Regions from separate parts of the Mus musculus genome. Here region 2 is linked to region 1. Evidence: chromatin contacts called from ENCODE Hi-C or POLR2A ChIA-PET data. All regions are on one chromosome and are shown on one strand. Each heading gives the region's core, a stretch centred on a gene start or an enhancer-like site at or near the end of the contact. The rest is flanking DNA. Distances are from core to core; before and after follow the strand shown.

Evidence for each region. A loop is a pair of places that touch in the nucleus more often than their neighbours do. ChIA-PET counts read pairs that join two places held with the same protein, here RNA polymerase II (POLR2A).
Region 2: a map of v-Abl transformed pro-B cells shows a loop between it and region 1 (2.0-fold over the local background). The contact joins the enhancer-like site here to the promoter of Med13 in region 1. A Hi-C loop is called at or near these places in 1 of 37 maps with a recorded cell type or tissue (v-Abl transformed pro-B cells). POLR2A ChIA-PET finds 5 or more read pairs at or near these places in 3 of 5 experiments (Patski and embryonic stem cell).

The regions. Positions count from the first base shown.
Region 1 is chr11:86,356,047-86,360,917 of GRCm38, forward strand. It overlaps Med13 (mediator complex subunit 13), which reads right to left and starts at 1,550. Exons shown (of 30, transcript NM_001080931.2): 1 at 1,414-1,550. The coding sequence starts at 1,479. Gm38937 (a long non-coding RNA gene) reads right to left here. Exons shown (of 3, transcript XR_880098.1): 2 at 4,445-4,552; 3 at 3,966-4,045.
Region 2 is chr11:86,394,201-86,399,333 of GRCm38, forward strand. No RefSeq gene overlaps it. Among named protein-coding and RNA genes, the nearest start is that of Gm33528, 13 kb to the left of the region's middle. Within about 2 kb of position 1,769, at least 2 of the 3 ENCODE cell types and tissues checked have a DNase peak (open chromatin) inside an H3K27ac peak, as active enhancers do.

The DNA.
Region 1 (4,871 bases), core at 300-2,799:
AAAGCCTGTTAATTCTCCACAAGCACACAGCTCCAAGGAAAGAACCACTTCCAAAGAGCTGTCAGATTTGTGCTAATCTAGCTTCAAAAAAAAAAAAAAAAAAAAAAACCCAAAGTGCCAAAAATAGATCCAGTTGGGGAAGACAGAAACGTTAAACCTGCTGTACATCTTACTACATGTGACGAGATGCTGATTAATGGACATGTCAAGAAAACCAGTCTAATCTGTAAGACGTAAGTGTGCTGAAGATCCCCATTTACCACATCGTGAAAGAGATTCAACAAAGGAAATTCAGTAATTCCTTATTCTAACTTAGTGACAGAAAGCATAAGGTGCCAAAAATGAAACTGCTGATACATGACTGGCAGTTTATGCTTGCCAACTAGTTATGCTCCACCCACTTAATTCACTTACCTATGATAGACTTAATATTTCTCAGAGCACACGAAAAATGAAAAAAGTCACTCTAACTTAGTCATTCAGGAAGCTCGGCTATCGTTTAATTCAGGACTAGATATTTGCAACAGTTGGTACTTTTGACAAAAGTCTTAACTCTTGAGTGTTATCCGATTTGGGCCGACCTACATACACGTACTAGAACATCCCTAATTCCAGCTGCCCCAGACTTTTCAGTTCAATAAAAGGAACAGCCAGCTCAAAACATTCTTAAAACGTAAGCAAAACAGACAAATATAGAACGTTTAGTGCGAAACCACAGTACCTCCTCCACTTGCCCCTCCACTCTCACAAAAACATAATGTTCTAATAAAAGCAAGATGGCTAGAAATTGTCAAAATGGCAAAATGTTTTCAAAGTTTAAAAAGAAAACATATGAACCGGCACACACTGTTTTTACACAAAGATCTGAAGTCACCCATAAGGACACTACCCCTGTATTAGTTTAACTTACAAAACGAAGAGGGTTTTAATACGTAAGTTTTTGGGGGGGTCCTGTTTAAGAGAAGCCCACTTACAAGGGAAAAGCGAGCTTAAAGGCAGTCGAGCAGGGGCAATCGTGGAAAGTGTGGAAAAGGGATACACTGTTCGATACAAGGGGCGGGGGGCGGGGAGGCGGGGAAGCAAGAAGCACACAAGAAAATATTACTATCCGGGCAGATAAGCAGCCCAAGTTAAGGAAAAGACTAGGATGGGGAAAAGAGTCCAAAACAAGACAGGAGGAGGAGAAAGACCGAGGGGGTGGGGGGAAAGACAAGCCTCTTCCCAGCAGAGCCCCGGTCGGTAGGTGAGCGGACGCTGCCTCCCGGGGCGGCCGCAGAGCCTCGGAGGAGGCCGACTCCGGCGGGGCCTAGCCGGGGGACACCGGCATCTGGATGCGACCCAGACCCCCTCCCCCACGGCCCAAGGGCGCACGGCGCGGCCCCCTCCCCCACCGCCCGCGGCCCCCGCACTCACCAGGCAGAAGAGGTTACAGTGACAATCTTCCAGGCTGGCCCCGTTCGACACGAAGGAGGAACTCATCGTCCCTCACAGCAGCCGCCGCCGGCGCCACAACCCACCATCCGCCATTACCGCCGCCTCCGACCAGAGAGAGAAACACAGACACCGGGGAGGGCGGGGGGCGGTGGGGAGGAGGCCGCCGGGCCGCCCGCCCTCCCCGCCGCCCCCCGGCGCCGCCGCGGCCCCCGCCGCCCGGAGGCACCCAGCCGCCCGGGGCCGAGGCCGCAGGCGGGAGGGCCGCGCCGCGCTCGGCCGGCCGCCGGGACTGCGGAGCCCGCGGACGCGCGTCCCTCTCCGGAGAGGAGGGGAAGGGATGTCTGTCCCTTCCACCAGAAAAATAAAAAAAGATTTAAAAGAAGAAAAGAGAAAAAAAAACGAAAAACAAAAAAATAATAATAACAATCAGGTACACGATAAATAGTCAGAGCCCGAGTCCGAGCGGGCCGAGCCCAGAAGCCCGGGAGGGTTCTCCGCGGCCCGGGGACGCCCGCGGAGGGGCGGGAAGGGCGAGGACCGGCAGAGCACCCCGGGCCCCCGGCCCGGCAGCGGCGATGTCCTTAAGCCCAGAGTCTCCTCAGCGGCGGAGGTGGTGGCGGCGTCTGTGGGCTCAGTCCATTCTCCGGCTGTGTCCTCGTGTTGTCCCTGGGCCAAGCCTGCCTAACGTCTGCTCTCCTGCCGCCTCACCGCCTGGACGCCGTAGTCTCCCCCATTTTGTGGGCCCAGCGGGCGGTGTTTTTCCCCCTTTAATCCGAATTCACGGGTTTTCCCTTCGCTTTAATGGCGGCCACAGGGACCAGCTCGCCCTCTCTGCTCGCCCATTGGCCGCCGCGAGGTCACGTGGGCCGGGCTCCGTAGGGAGGGGGGAGAGAGAAGGCGGTGAGGGAGGGCAGGGAAGCTTTCGGAGCCCCGGGGACCGGGCGGCCAGCTGGTGGCTACTAACATGGCGCCATCTGCTGGATGCCCCGGTTAAGATGACCCGAGTCTTGGCCCTAGCTTTCTGCTGGCTGGGGAAAGTGCAGCAGCGCAGGAAGGTTCACTTCAAAATCGAGAATTACTTGGAAATCAGTTCAAATTCTTTGGAAGAGAAAGTTGGCAAAAAAAAAAAAAAAAGAGAGAGAGAGAGAGAAAAAGAAAAAAGAAAAGAAAAAGAAAGACGTTCCAATGCATTCTCATTCACTCCATAAGGCCGCCGGGGTACATCGCAGAACTCTAGGGCTAAAGAATGAGAGCTGGATAGACACCAGCCTCGCCCTCTCTTTTTAAGTTATAATAAAGAGGTAAAAAAAATGAAACGATATGGTCTTGTGGTTAATGAACTAGAAATAAAGTCCTGCTGTTCAGGATTCGAAGCTGGAGCCAGTCTTTTACCTCTTTGTGACTCAGTTTCCTCATCTGTAAAATGAGGAAAACAAATGTTATGTTTGTTATATGATGCATGAATACAACCTGAGCACTAGCCTCGTGCCTGCGCCCGATAAGCAGTGTAAGGCATGCATTACTATACTTCCATCCTTCCTTTCTGTGGTTACTTTGAGAAACACGTGAACTCTGAGAGTGAGAATCAGGAGAACTGACCCTTTGTTGCTATAGCTGTCCAGTGCCTTAAAATGTTCTAGCACACAGTAGGTACTTGATATTTGAAAACTTAGAAATGAATAAGAAAAACCATGTATGATGTTAAATCCCTTCCCAAACAATTATTCTGGGCTGGATTACTCTTCAGTGAAGAGTTCAAAACATTTTCCATGCAAACTTTAAAAGGATTCTAGGAGGAGACGAGGGAGGAATCGGGAAAGATTAAGAGATAATGATACCAGGAGTAAAGACACAAGCTTTTAATCCCAGCTCTGGAGAGGCAGGGGGAATCTCTGAGTTTGAAGCCATTCTGGTCCACAAAGGAAGCTCCATGCTAGCCTAGGCTACATAGTAACACCCTGTCTCAAGAAGAAAAGAAGAGACAACAGTTAGGAGCTATCAGAACTTTAAGTCACAATTATCTCTGTAAAATAGTAGACTCTTCTAGCTTACTTTTTTAGCCATAAAATGAAAAGTATTCTTCACCACCTCTTTGTCCACCTTAGTGCTGATTAAGGTCCTCAAGCCAAAAACTTGCAGAGAAAGTTCTGCTGCTTGCCAGTGGACCTTAGATCAAATCTGACCCTAAATCAAATTAGTTTATCATAAATCAAGGATAATCAGAGTAGTTTTCTCCTAAAGTGTTTGATGAAATAATGTTGATCATAAGTACTGGTCCCATTGCTTCCTTAATCACATGAATGTTAACCATTAAAATGATTTTCTAAATCATGACCAAGTGGTAGCACACATCTGCAGTCCCGTACTTGGGAGGCTAAGACGGGAAGACTGAGGGTTCGAGACCAGACTCGGGTAGTGGCAAGACTTTTCCTCCAATAGAAAAGAAAAATAATTTTTTGAGTATGTGCCTGTTCCTCGGGATTTCTGGAGAAGCAATTCCTACAGAATAAGAGAAAAGGCAGTGACCTGAATAAGGCAGGCATCAAGTGTGACACACTAGGAGCGCTGGAGGAGGAGTTTCCAAGTTGAGAGGGCGTCAAGTAGGCAGCATCTGAAATCAGATTTGAAGGATAGAATGAATTCTTATAAAGCTCTTTGAAGCAGTTAAATCTTATTAAGCCCAATTCAGATCCAAAGGCCACATATCAAAGTCAATTATACAACCAGGACTAATTCAATCCAGGAGCTCAAATCAACTAAGGTCGGTATCCTTTATAACTGAGTGCCAGCACCAGGAGTCAGGGATCCCAAGACTCAGTGAGGCAAAGGCTCCTTCACTCATCTCTCCTTCTCTGAGAGAATCCTCACATACCTGTTCTGTTCTCTTCCTCAACTTGAAATGTCCTCTCCCACTCCTTTTCTAATGTATATCCATCCTCCTTAATTTTTCCCTCCCCCCACCCCACCCTCCCTTCCTCCTCTTCCCCCTCTCAGACACACATATACATACCTTAGGAATTCAGGGGCAGGTAGAATTTGCCTGACATCTACCACGTAGGAAGTAACATTTGATTGAACTTTCATTTGAATGTCAATCTTCTCCAAAAGAGAGGAGAATCTGACAACAAAAAAAGACTTCTCAAGAAGGAAAGAACTCTGGGACCAAGGGGGATGGGGCAGGGGTGACAGCAGAAGAGACTGAGAAGGGGAATGAAGCGGAGCAGTGGAGGACTAAGATCCCAGCAGAGAGAGGGATGGAAACCTAGGGAGAAAGAGAAAACGGGGCCAGCATCACTCTCAGAGAGCATCTTGGGAACCACCTACATTGTGTTAAGATGACATTTTGTGTGAGCTAAAGAGAAACAAAAATAGAAACTTTAGGAAACAGTGATGTGTCAATGTAGGTTCATCAATTGCTTTTTTTAAAATAGTATATA
Region 2 (5,133 bases), core at 519-3,018, 38 kb after region 1:
GTGAGACGGGAGACAGAGACAAGAATCCCCTAGAAACGTGGGGGAGCTAGCCTGGAGCATGCAATACAGTGTCAACCAACAAGATAGACCCTACCTCAAACAAAGCAGAAGGTGGTGACCAACATCCAAGGCTACCCTCTGGACTTCACATGCAGACATATATATACATATTATATATTCACAAACACACAAAATAAGTAGATAAATTTTTTTTAAAAAAGAATGCCTTTTAGGGATATAAATAAGAATATGAAGAAAGTTTTATGCATAAAAGGGTGTACCATAATTATTACTGAAAACAAATTTAGTATTTAACTACAGAATAAGTAGTAATTTGTGATAAACACACATAAAATTCAGGGTTCCATATGCAGCCATGAAAAATAATTTTATTATAGAGACATTTATGAGATGACAGTAGATATAAAAGAATATCAAACTGAACATGCTCATAAACTCTGTTTTTAAAAATAAGATTCAAAGGCCTTTTTTTTTTTTTTTTTTTTTTTTTTTTGAGAAAAGGTTTCTCTGTGTAGCCCTGGCTGTCCTGGAACTCACTCTATAGACCAGGCTGGCCTCGAACTCGGAAATCTGCCTGCCTCTGCCTCCCAAGTGCTGGGATTAAAGGAATGCGGCACCACTGCCTGGCTCAAAGGCCAATTACGATGGATGGGAATACAAATAATGTTCTTGCTTTTTTTACATTTATTTATTTGTTTATTTTGCTTGTTTGTAAGTGTGTGGGCTCGTGTGGGCCATAGCACAAGAGTGAAGGTCAGATAAAACTTTCAGGAGTCTCTCTTTTATCATATGGGTCCTGGGGATCGCAGTCAGGCCTTTACCCCAGTGACCCACTGAGACATCCCGCCAGCCCTCTTTCAGGTTTTTTGAGACAGGATCTGGCTATGTAGTGCAGGCTGGTCTGGAACTCGTGATACCTCTACTTCCCAAGTGCTGGGATTACAGAGATGTGACACCATGAAATATATATTTTTTTATTATTGTCATTTGCCTACACTCTCCTTGTTTTCCACAGCCTAAATTGTTTCTTGACTATTTTCTGGTCTTCTGATTAGTAGAATTTTCTCCCTTTTCTACAAATTCAGACCACAATGTGTTGGTTCCAGCAGTGCGCAAACAGGTACAGATAAGCACTGACAAGTAATACTGCACACATTAGATAATTATACATTAACTAACCTTGGGGTTTTATAGATGTCATTATAACTTTGTGCTTTAATATCTATTATCTCGGTGTATGGTTGCGTTAATCAATAGAGTTTACTTTAAGATTGAAAAATAATTTTACAGCCCAGTCTGAATTGTGGCAGGGTGCTCCCAGAAGACAGCCTGCAGGACAGATGCACCACAAAGCGGCTGCCTTCAGCTCCATTTGCCACGGGTCATATCTTTCTCTTGCTCTCTTGACCCTATCCGACTTCTGTAGAGGTTCTTCAACTCCAATCTGTTTCCTCATCTCCCTGAGCATTCTCTTGTCCTGACGTCTTAATGGCCTGCTCTCTTCCAGACGTGGTAATTTGAAACCTTAGAGCAGACAGAGCCCATCCTAGGATTTCCTGAGGCTCTGAGTTTGCCAAAGGTCCTGCCCCAGTTCTCCAGGCTTGTCCCAGGTCCCTAGAACTTAACAACACCCCCAGTAAGCAAGGCATATGCCTGGATCAGCTCTTTCCTCTTTCAGTTCACAGACCAGCCTCCTAGAATTGTTGAAAACGGAGCCTGGACCGGGCACTTAGCCCAGTGATCTGGCACCCTCCGGTGGCCATGGGTAGGTGTGTCTTGGCTCTTTGCAAGCATTGGCTTTAGATCCCCCCGCCCCCCTCCTGTGACAGTGTAAAGAGATCTGCTATCAGGGATGGTCAGCTCCCCTTCTACCAGGTTCCTAACCATTCTATTGCCTGTCATTTGCTGATGAAGAAATTCAAAGAAGAGCCTGTTTGCCTTCCTTCTTACACAAATATATTTTATATCAAGACAGGCATGTTTATTTATTTATTTGTGTGTGTGTGTGTGTGTGTGTGTTTGTGTATCAGAGGACAACTTGCAGGAATGAAAAACTTTCAATTAATTCATAGCCACACATTGGTCCAGGTGTCAATTAAGCCAGGTTTGGTAGTACATAACTATAACCCCAGCATTTAGGTGGCAGAGGCAAGAAGATTATGAGTTTGAGGCCACTCTGGGCTACAGAGTGAGTTTGAGGTCAGCTTGGATAACACTGGAAAACCCTGTCTCACTAAACAGAAGAGAAAGAGGGAGAAGAAGAGGAGGAGAAGGAGGAAGAGGAGGAAGAAGAGGAAGAAGAGGAGAAGGAGGAAGAAGGGGAGGAGGAGGATCAAGCTAAAGTCCTAAAAGGCCTTGTGTCCTTGGTCCCAGGAGCCTCCTCTCCTTCAGGCTGGGTTTTGGCATCAGACACCAGCCCTTGCAATACCCGCCCCTTTTACAGCCATTGATGTGGTTTTCTTTGACTAGAGATGGAGGGGCCCCACTGAAACGGCAACCAAACAGGGAGCTTTTGAAGAGTGGACACATTAATAACTAGAGCAGCATGAGGCAGAATGTTGATGAGCTATCTGATCCAAACTGTTGGTTACTAGAAACAGTCAAATTACTAAAGATATGTTACTCCTAGGCTGGTCAAAAGGAAGACTCAGGAAAACTATGTCTATCAAAAACCTGGGTCAGCTGAGCTGGGCAGCCTGCAGCCGAGCACTAGAGAACGCCATTGCCTTTCTCTCTTGGGCCCTCCTGAACTCCCACTCAGCCTACCTCCCCTCTTCACTAGCCTTCTCAACCGGACTGCAAACAACTGACCCCTCTAGCCTCTGCATCTCTATGGTCTTCTGGTTTTAGCCCACAACCTACTTGAAGCTTCCCTCTGTGCCTCACTGCAGGTTCCCAAGAGAGAAGGCTTGACTTCTGCTTATCTCTTAAAACCAAAGCACACAGGACAAAGGTTGCTGGATATGGTTTATAGCCACACATCGGGCAGGTATCCAGATAACTGTGATCAGGGTCATGTGACTCACTGCCCACTTAGTCGGGTGGATAGGTAGAATTTTCACCGGCTAGAGATATGAGCATGGCCAGTCATAATTGTCATCTCTTGTGAAGCCTAGTCAAGTGTAATTTGAGCTCTTGCCAATAAGAAAAAAAATAGGGCTGTTGTAAACATGGGCAACCCACTCCCCAAAGGCCCTCTCTAATTATCTCAGGTTGGCAAGAGAATTCACCTCTGGTCCTTGGAGGTCCGCAGAGGTGCTCTCCCTCATCCTGTATGTTCTGCAAGTCCCCAGACCCACCTGCACCTGCCTTAAACATTCTGCAGTGAGGAGATGACTGCACTCACTTGGGAGTCTATTAATTTTCCTCTCCCCTTAACCACACTAAAGACTTTGCTTAGTAAAGCATTTTGAAGATTTAGAAAGTGACTGCTCACTCTGCTCAGGATTTATATCCCAAACAGATGTGCCAAGAAGTCATAGGAATCAAACTGCTGCTCTGTGAGGAGAATAATGTATTAACTCGCTTTTCAGTGGTTCCCATTACACAGCTGTACAAATTGCACTGGCGTCTTCGTAGCTAAAGACGCTTGCATCTAAAACACATCGGCCCTTCGGGATGGCAGTTTTAGCAGAGTGGACACCCTGGAGAACAAGCACACATCCCTGTTAAATGCTTCTCTTACCAGAAAGAAAGTCTTTCAGGTAGTTGGCAGATAGTTGTACTCAGCTCACCCAAAGGAACCTCTGTCCTTCATCATAATAAATGGACTGAGCTGGGCATGGTGGTGCAGGCCTTTAATCCCAGCTCTCGAGAGGCAGAGGCAGGCAGATCTCTGAGTTTGAGGTCATCTTGGTTTATAGAGCCAGTTCCAGGATAGTCAGAACTACACAGAGAATCCACGTTTACAAAACAAAACAAAAACACCCCAAAACTCTACTGCATGTCGTTCCATAATGAAACGGAGACAGCTGAAAGTAATGACCATTGTCACCATCATCTTACCCCTTCAGTCTCTTGGTTCCCCATTTTCTTTACTTGTTAGGATTCAAATGCAAAATGGCCTCTACAGGCTCTTGCAGTCAAACACTTAGTCAAGATGGTAGCACTGCCTAGGGAGGTTGTGAAGGCTTTTGGATGAGGGGCCTACCTGGCAGATGGGGGGGGGGCCTTAGAAGTTATAGGTGATGTAGGGCTTAAGTGCTACAGAGCAGAGAAGCATCCAGTGGGAGCACTCAACTTCCTGGTCCTCTGAGAAAGGAGCAAGCAGCACCATACTCCCACCACCACAGGTACTGTGGCCATTCTGTGTCCCTCTGATAGACGACCTACTGGTGTGTGAGCCAGAAGAAACCCTTCCTCCCTTTAGATCCCCTTGTCAATTATTCTATCCCAGAGACAAGGAACACAGCTAATAGAACTTCCATTTTTATGGAAGTTTCTGGAAGAGCCAGTGACGGTAAATAAAGAGCTTGGCAAACTGCTAAACCTAACAGTTATCATACCGCACCCTCAAGGCAATACACTCGTTAGGGTAATCTAGAGGAACAGAACCAACAGAGTGGATATCTATCACAAAGGTGAGTTAGTAGCTCAGCTTACACAATATGGTCTGGGGAATCCAGCCATGGCTGTCTTCCCGTTGGAGATGCTAAGAGCATGGTAGCTGCTTCCTCCACAAAGCTGCGTGTCTCTGCAGTCACAAGCATCACTGAAATCCTGGTGAGCACTTGGGAAGCCACTGGTCTCCAGCACCTGTTGGAAGGCTGGAGAAGCGGTGTTTCATTCCGATGGGAATGAAAGACGGCAGCCGTGACAGCAGAAACGGTGACTACATGTGTGAACAGGGAAACAGGCAGGCGGGCCAGAGAAGCACTGCTTTGTCCTCAGACCTCCTTCTACCTAGGTCTCTATTGAGAGAGGTTCTTCTTCTACCCTAGTTAACTCCAGGAAACACCCTCAAGGACACATCCAGGGGCCTGTTTCCGAGATCAACCCCAGATCCACTCAAGTTGATAAGGAAGATTGTCCACCACAGATAGAATCTCTCTTTGCATAAGAGGCTGGGCTCAAACGTCTACGTCTCCCTTCTCAGCCTCCCAAGTAGCTGGA